2 separate regions of the Homo sapiens genome follow, and region 1 is linked to region 2. A link is an interaction called in ENCODE POLR2A ChIA-PET data of the cell type or tissue named here. Cell type or tissue: GM12878. All regions are shown on one strand. Each heading gives the region's core, and the rest is flanking DNA. Links, peaks and the distances in the headings are about the cores only. Region 1 has its middle 11 kb from the start of LINC-PINT. Region 2 overlaps LINC-PINT (long intergenic non-protein coding RNA, p53 induced transcript).

What was found. Peaks named below come from ENCODE experiments on the same cell type or tissue, not always from the same donor. Only the 100,000 strongest peaks of a DNase experiment are listed, where the experiment ranks them.
Region 1: POLR2A ChIA-PET joins it to region 2 with 5 read pairs; 2 of 35 experiments call an interaction of 5 or more read pairs at or near these places.

Annotation. Positions count from the first base shown.
Region 1 is chr7:131,118,613-131,123,004 of GRCh38, reverse strand. It overlaps a transcript of MKLN1 not described here. Among named protein-coding and RNA genes, the nearest start is that of LINC-PINT, 11 kb to the right of the region's middle. In GM12878, for the core only: no CTCF peak of the experiment used is centred there; no DNase peak of the experiment used is centred there; H3K27ac peaks cover 530 bases.
Region 2 is chr7:131,026,565-131,030,956 of GRCh38, reverse strand. The region is part of intron 3 of LINC-PINT (long intergenic non-protein coding RNA, p53 induced transcript); the gene reads left to right. Among named protein-coding and RNA genes, the nearest start is that of LINC-PINT, 81 kb to the left of the region's middle. RefSeq lists an enhancer at 3,378-3,517. In GM12878, for the core only: no CTCF peak of the experiment used is centred there; no DNase peak of the experiment used is centred there; H3K27ac peaks cover 3,659 bases.

The sequences.
Region 1 (4,392 bases), core at 66-4,065, 92 kb before region 2:
TTCGCCCAGGCCGGACTGCAGTGGCGCTATCTCGGCTCACTGCAAGCTCCGCCTCCCGGGTTCACGCCGTTCTCCTGCCTCAGCCTCCCGAGTAGCTGGGACTACAGGCGCGGGCCACCACACCCGGCTAATTTTTTTTGTATTTTTAGTAGAGATGGGGTTTCACCGTGTTAGCCAGGATGGTCTCCATCTCCCGACCTCGTGATCCGCCCGCCTCGGCCTCTCAAAGTACTGGGATTACAGGCATGAGCCACCGCACCCGGCCCGCAGCAACACTTTAATGCAGAAACAATAACAGACTAAGAAGCTGGTGGTTTCTCTAAGAGGTTAGACGTCTCTTCCTGCCAGTAGTCACCTTTCTCTCTCATGGGAAACTGGGGCTGGGCAGCGTTATGAGTGATTACAGTGTATTACAGAACTGTAGTGGCACAGAAATGGATGCCCCCGTTTCCATCAACTCATTCAGGGTGATGTGGTGGAGTCATAGACGAGGAAAAGCAAATTGCCCTTTTCGTCATCACCTAGGACCTAAATAAAGATAAAAATGACTCAGATTGACCAGACACAGGTGAATATCACTTCTCAAAATGTTTTCTGAAGGTACTTACATGGCAACAATATGGTTCTGTGGGAGCCCCATCAATGTGTTAGCTCAAGAGTAAAACACAGGGAGCAGAAAGAACCTCCTTACATTTCCTAAGATCAAGCTGGGTTTGCAGTCAACTTCAAGGGAATCTGTTTTACTTATTTATTTTTTGAGACCCAAGCATAAATTCTACTGTCTTTCTGCATGTCTGCCTTTCTTGCCATGCATCTTTCTCTCTTTCTTCAATCTAACAAAAGTTTACTGATCATTTATTATGTGTGGGTCACAGGGCAAGCCCCAGGGAAACAAAAATAAATAATAAAATAATACTAACTCTCAAGGAGCTTAACGCTTACGAGAGAAACAAATTAAAATAATCTTTCTTGACCTTTTGGCAGTGTTTAACAAAGAGCTGATCCTCCTTAACAGATTCTTCTCTTGGTTTCCTTGGCCCCGTAGTCTCCTGGTTTCTGATTCTCAGTCTCCAGTGCCAGCTCTTTCTCTTCTTTTCAGTCTTAAATGATCAAGGATTAGACCTGGACCCACTTTTCTTTGAGTCTTTCTATCTACCCTCCTAGGCAATCTTCTTTCAAATTTATAAACCCAGTTCCAGCAGCTCTTATGAACCTCACACCCATATCTACAACTCTGCAGGGGACATCTGCACTTAGAACTTTTGATCTTCCCCTGTGTGATAGTCCATTCTTGCATTTCTTGCATTGCTATAAAGACATATCTGAGGCTGGGTAATTTTTTTTTTTTTTTTTTTTTTTTTTTTTTGAGACGGAGTCTTGCTCTGTCACTCAGGCTGGAGTGCAGTGGCGCGATCTCGGCTCACTGCAAGCTCCGCCCCCAGGGGTTCATGCTATTCCCCTGCCTCAGCCTCCCGAGTAGCTGGGACTGCAGGCACCCGCCACCACACCCAGCTAATTTTTTGTGTTTTTAGTAGAGACGAGGTTTCACCGTGTTCACCAGGATGGAGGCTGGGTAATTTTTAAAGAAAAGGAATTTAGTTGGTTCTTGGTTCTGCTGGCTGTACAAACGTGGTGCTGCATCTGTTTCTGATGAGAGTCTGGGGAAGCTGACATGGTTTGGCTCTGTATCCCCACCCAAATCTCATGTTGAATTGTAATTCCCAATGTTGGGGGAGGGACCTGGTAGGAGGTGACTGGATCATGGAGGCGGATTTCCCCCTTGCTGTTCATGTGATAGTGAGTGAGTTCTCACGAGATCTGTTGTTTGAAAGTGTGTGTAGCACTTCCCCCTTCACCCTGTCTTTTCTGTGCCAGCCATGTGAAGATGCGTTTGCTTCCCCTTTGCCTTCCTCCATTATTGTAAGTTTCCTGAGATCTCTCCAGCTATGCTTCCTGTACAGCTCCACAGAACCATGTGCCGATTAAAGCTCTTTTCTTTATAAATTATCCAGTCCCACATATGTCTTTATAACAGTGTGAGAACAGACTAATACAGAAAATTGATACCAGAATTGGGGTATTGCTATAAAGATATACAAAAATGTGGAAACAACTTTGGAACTGGGTAACGGGCAGAGGTTGGAACACTTTGGAGGGCTTAGAAGAAGACAGGAAGATGAGGGAAAGTTTGGAACTTCCTAGAGACTTGTTGAATGGTTGTGACCAAAATGCTGATAGTGATATGGACAGTGAAGTCCTGGCTGAGGTGGTCTCAGATGGAGATGAGGAATTTATTGGGAACTGGAGTGAAGGTCACTCTTGCTATGCTTTAGGAAAGAGATTGGTGGCATTATGCCCCTGCTCTCAAGATCTATGAAACTTTGAACTTCAGAGACATGATGTAGGGTATTTGGCAGAAAAATTTTCTTTTCTTTTTTCTTTTTTTTTTTTTTTTTGAGAGGGAGTCTTGCTCTGTCTCCCAGGCCGGAGTGCAGTGGCGTGATCTCAGCTCACTGCAAGCTCTGCCTCCTGGGTTCACGCCATTCTCTTGCCTCAGCCTCCCGAGTAGCTGGGACTACAGGCGCCCACCGCCACACCTGGCTAGTTTTTTTTTGTTTGTTTGTTTGTTTTTTTGTATTTTTAGTAGAGATGGGGTTTCACCGTTGTTAGCCAGGATGGTCTCGATCTTCTGACCTCGTGATCCACCCGCCTCGGCCTCCCAAAGTGCTGGGATTACAGGTGTGAGCCATTGCAACTGGCCTGACAGAAAAAATTTCTAAGCTGCAAAGCATTCAAGATATGGCCTGGCTGCTTCTTTTTTTTTTTTTTTTTTTGAGATGGAGTCTCACTCTGTCCCCCAGGCTGGAGTGCAGTGGCACGATCTCAGCTCATTGCAAGCTCCGCCTCCCAGGTTCACACCATTCTCCTGCCTCAGCCTCCCGAGTAGCTGGGACTACAGGCGCCTGCCAACACGTGGCCTGGCTGCTTCTAAAAGCCTATCCTCATTTGCATAAACAAAGAAATGACTTGAAACTAGAACTTATATTTAAAAAGAAAGCAGAGCATAAAAGTTTGGAAAATTTGCAGCCTGACCATGCAGCAGAAAAGAAAGCCCCATTTTCTGAGGAGGAATTTAAGGCTGCAGAAATTTGCATAAGTAAAGAAGAGCCAAATGTGAATAGCCAAGACAAGGCAGAAAGCATCCCAGCCACTCCAGCTCCAGCCATGGCTAAAAGGGGCCAAGGTGCAGCTCAGGCCATTGCTTCAGAGGGTGTAAGCCCCAAGTTTTGGTGGCTTCCATGTGGTGTTGGGCCTGTGGGTGCACAGAAGGCAAGAATCAAGGTTTGGGAGTCTCTGCATAGATTTCAGAGGATGCACGGAAATGTCTGGATGTCCAGGCAGAAGTCTGCTGTGGAAATAGAGCCCTCATTGAGAACCTCTACTAGGGTAGTGTGGGGGGGAAATGTGGAGTTGGAGCCCCCACACAAAGTCCCCACTAGAGCACTGACTAATGGAGCTGTAAGAAAAGGGCCACTGTCCTCCAGATCCCAGAATGATAGATCCACTGATAGCTTGCACTATGCCCTGGAAAAGCCACAGCCATTCAACACCAGCCCATGAAAGCAGCTGCAGGGGATGTATGCTGCAGAGCCACAGTGGTGGAGCTGCCCAAGGCCTTGGGAGCCCACCGCTTGCATCGGTGTGGCCTGGATGTGAGACATGGAGTCAAAGGAGATTATTTTAGAGCTTTAAGATTTAATGCTGCCCTCTGGAGTTCTGGACTTGCATGGGGCCTATAGCCCCTTTGTTTTGGCCAATTTCTCCATTTTGGAATGGCAGTATTTACCCAATGCTTGTACCCCCATCGTATCTTGGAAGTAACTAACTTGTTTTTGATTTTACAGGCTCATAGGCAGAAGAAACTTGCATTGTCTCAGATGAGATATTGGACTTAAACTTTTAAGTTAATGCTGGAATGAGTTAAGACTTTGAGGGACTGTTTGGAAGGCATGATTGGGTTTTGAAATGTGAGAAGGACATGAAATGTGGGAGGGGCCAGGATGGAATGCTATGGTTTGGCTCTGTGTCCTCACCCAAAACTCATGTTGAATTGTAATTCCCAATGTTAGGGCAGGGACCTGGTGGGAGGTGATTGGATCATGGGGAAAGATGTCCCCCTTGTTCTTCTCGTGATAGTCAGTGAGTTCTCAAGATATGTGCTTGTTTAAAAGTGTGTAGCACTTCCCCCTTCATTCTCTTTCTTCTGTGCTGGCCATGTGAAGATGTGTTTGCTTCCTCTTCACCTTTCGCCATGATTGTAAGTTTCCGGAGACCTCCCCAGCGATGCTTCCTGTACAGCCCACAGAACCATGAGCCAATTAAACCTATTTT
Region 2 (4,392 bases), core at 139-4,138:
ATGGAGAAACCCCATCTCTACTAAAAATACAAAAAAAAATTAGCCAGGTGTGGTGGCACGTGCCTGTAATCCCAGCTACTTGGGAGGCTGAGGCAGGAGAATCTCTTGAACCCGGGAGGCGGAGGTTGCGGTGAGCTGAGATTGCGCCACTGCACTCCAGCCTGGGCAACAAGAGCAAAACTCAGTCTCAAAAAAAAAAAAAAAAAAAAAAGGAAGTTAGTTAAAGAACATCTGTGGGGACCACCTATGTTGTTCTGGGACTTTCTAGTGTTAGTGTAGGAGAATATCATGGTTTCTGTGGGGACAGGGGGTTCCCATTTCAGTGTGTTCCATCACCCTCCTCTATCCCTCTAAGAACATGGGAAAAGCCTCAGTGGTAGACAGGAACCTGCCATCAGTCCTTCCACTCTGAAGCACCCTTGCAGATGTACCAGATGGAAGTTGTCTTAAATGAGAAGAAAACTACTAAGTCCCTGGGCATTCCCTTTGTCCTCCAGCACCAGGTCCAGTCCTCAGGGAAAGTTTGTTCTTATTGAGAGTATTCCCAGAGATCTGAAAGGCCAGGGGGAAATTGCAGTGGAACAGACTGTCTTTCTCTTAAGGCATTTAAAAGTCATCCAGGGCTGGTTGAGGTAGCTCCCATCTGTAATCCCAGCACATTGAGAGACTGAGGCAGAAAGATCACTTGAGCTCAGGAGTTTGAGACCAGCCTAGGCAACAGATTGAAACACTGCCTCTATGACAAAAGAAATTGGCTGAGTGTGGTGGTGCACACCTGTAGTCCCAGCTACTTAGGAGGCCGAGGCAAGAGAATTGCTTGAGCCTCAGAGGTCAACAGAGCAAGATTCTTGTCTCAAAAAAATAAAAATAAAAAATAAAAGTCCTCCCACTCTCATGCAAAAGCCAACAAACCACAATAATAAAAAAGAATTTTTCCTGAATATTCCTGGTTCACTCTCAGGCCCTGACATCCCCGGAACTTACCTAACATGATATTTTCATAAAACAACTAAATTTTTATGTTCTTGTGCCAAGAAGATTCAGATCTATAAGGCTGCTTTAAAGGTGTTATCTGTCTTTTCATTTTGCTTCGCCTCTAAAAGATTTCTGTATTTTTCCTCTGGTTTAAACATTTTAGGAAATTTTATATTTAAACATTTCTTCCTCTCAGACGGGCGGGCTTGTCCATGCTTTTCAGCGGGTTGAGTCACTCCAGGACTACCCGCTCTGCGCCAGGTCCTCAGGAGAGTGCTGCCGGGGCTGCCTGGCAGACTAGTTCCACCTCGGTCCGCAGGGAGGCTGCATTTTAGGGTTGGTTACTAGACTGCACAGTGATGACCCCTTTCAGTACATTTTCCCCAGCTTTGTCTCCCTCCTTAACACTAAGATGTAGAAACAACAGCCTTAACATCAGGTTATCCCATCTGATTTTTGGCTTGGTGCAAACACAGAGCACCTAAAGGTGAATTACACAAGGAAATGGAACACCTTCGCCTGGAAGGTTGACTCCTGCACTTGGCTGTTGGCATTTCATGCATTCAACAAACATTTAGGATGTGCTCATTTTGAGCCAGGCTCTGTGATAGGGTGGGGAATACAGAAATAAAAAGGCCCTGTGCTGTCCTCAGTGAGCTTCCACTCTGGTGAGATAAATGCAGTGCAGTACAGTAACAGCTCTGATACTGAAGCATCTGGAAGGACTTGGGTCCAGCCTCTTGGCAAGTTCTCCTGGAGGAACTAACATTTGACCTATGATTGACATGGACTTTGGAGATGAATAGAGGTTAACCAGAGAAGATGGGAGTTGCCATTGGGGGGTTGGGGCAGAGAGTGAGGGAAAGTGTCAGCCCTGGTGGGTGCTACCTGGAGGAGGTTGCTGAGTATTGGAAGGCCCAAGGAGGCCAGAGACCAAAAAGTGTCCTGGGGACTGCAGGGTAAAAGGACCTGCTTTAGGTTAGGTAGCATTTGTTAAAACTTTTCGGACAGTTTAATTTTGAGCATGTGCCAACAGTTTGTTTTAGCTTTGCAATGCAAGGAGAGAGTCCTGCAGTAGGCACATTCAATGATTCGCTCTTGGTAGGGACATTAAGGGAAGAAAGTGATTAAATATCATCATTGAAACGAATGTCTGGTTAAAAACCTCTACACTCTGATAGTTGACAGTCAGCCGGGTAGATGGTAATGAGTTGCCCAGAGCAAGTCTTAATTTCCTTAAAGTTCATTTAGGAAATTGCATTAGAAAAAAAGCAAGCTTTTTTTTTTTTTTTTCCCTGGAATGCTGTTCATTTCTTCCTAGTAGGATACTGTGAATTTTCTAGCAGACCACTTGGTTCTATTCCAGACCAGGTACGGAACAGTTTTTCTTTGACAATTTTGAGATTACAGTGGAATGCAATCAAGTTTTTCAAGGACCTACCTGGTGAAGAGCTTTCTAAACTAAGCTGAGAGGAACTTGGGTTTTCATCCTGAGGGCAGTGTGGAAGCCAGGGAGGGAATTCATTTAAGTGGAGGAAAATCTCGACCATCCTTGTAGGGAGTGGATTAGCTGCAGTGTGAGGTTGGAGCAGTGGGAATAGTAGTTGGCAGAAAAGTTTAGTTATCCTGGGGAGAAATGATGAGGGCTTTGAGTTTTTTTGTTTTTTGTTTTTTGTCTTTTTTTTGAGATGGAGTCTTGCTCTGTTGCCTAGGCTTGATTGAGTGCAGTGGCACAATCTCGGCTCACTGCAACCTCCGCCTCCTGGGTTCAAGCAATTCTCCTGCCTCAGCCTCCCAAATAGCTGGGATTACAGGCGCATCCCACCATGCCCAGCTAATTTTTGTATTTTTAGTAGAGACAGTATTTCACCATGTTAGCCAGGCTGGTCTCAAAGTCCTGACCTCAAGTGATCCACCTGCCTTGGCCTCTCAAAGTGCTGGGAATACAGGCAAGAGCCACACCGTGCCCAGCCTGAGAGCCTTGAGTTCTGATCTGTCTTTTCCTCTCCTACTCAAACTCCTCTACCCCGAGGCAGAAGCATAGCTGGGGGGATGGAGGTGGAAATTGGTTGTTGCTTTTCCTCCAGAAGAGTTGGTTCAAAATTTTTAAATTTAAAGTAAATGATGGTAAGATCATGATGCAAGGATGTTAGAGGAAGCAGCCAGACTTTGAGATCAGGGCTGAGAGAAAGTAGTCAAAGGCCTTCTGCTGAGTGTACTCTGCCTCCAGCCACTGAGCCCACTTGCCCCATCTCTGTCTTTCCCGGGCCTGCTCACGTCTCTAGCCTCAGGCACTGCTTCAGAACCACAGTACCATCTGGCCTGGGTGTTCTGGCTGTTCTCAGTATTTCTGCTCTCATTTGCTGGAATTATGCAACACTCGGTCCTTCCTCCGAGGGCCGCCAGATGAGCCTACTTCAGTGCATCTGCTGTGGTTAAAACAGAATCTTCTGAGATGCGTTTATGCTAAGTTGCATACATATTTGTGTATGGTGATCAGCCCTGTTTACTTGGCATACAGCAAAATAGATCTATGTTTTCTTGCCACTGTTCAGTGATGATGTCATGTCATTCTGGGCAGAGGTAGAGCCAGATTGTAAGAAAGGACAGGGAACCAGAGCTGGGGGCGGAGCTGGGGGCGGAGCTAGGGGTGATTTCTGCAGTGATTGGGGGGTTGCACCCCCTCTGACATTATTTTGCTTTGGTGTCTCCATGGTCTGCTTTCCCAGGTTCTTCTCTATTGTCTTTCATTATAATGTTTAATCACTACCATGTTAACATACTGCCATAAAATAACACTCCACAATTACCTGGTAACAGATAGTATGGGTATATTTGAAGACATGCATTTCTCTTCTGAATTTGCTGTGAGTAGGGACTTGGCCTTTTTAACTTTTATTTCCCTAAGAAACCTGTATTCAGAATAAATAATTATTCACCTCTTATGTTTTTTTTCGCATGTCATCCAGGTTGCAAAAATATCTGGCTTTAATAATTCCGGAGGACTTAGTTTTTGGGGAGCAAAGGTAGTGAGTCAAACCTGCAAGCTTAGAAAGGAGAATTCATTTGAGTTTCATCATTCGGTCTGGAGGTTTCCTAGGCAACCACTTATGTAGTAATTAAAAGATGAGGAACTAAAAAGGTATGTGCTCGGCAATTTTAATCCTCAAATGCAATCCTTGTCAGATTGAGATCACAGAAACAACAACTTAAAATAAGTAAATTAAAAAGGCCAACATTTAATTAAAGGACACACACTGTTATTAAGGGGGGTGTGTGTGTGCGTGTGTGTGTGTATGTGTGTGTGTTGCTTTATCTTTTTAATGCTCTGTCTTGGAAGGGAATGTTCATATATATATGTATATATTTTATACTCACCTATTTGGGAAAGCAGAAGTGAGGTTATCGCTTCAAGTG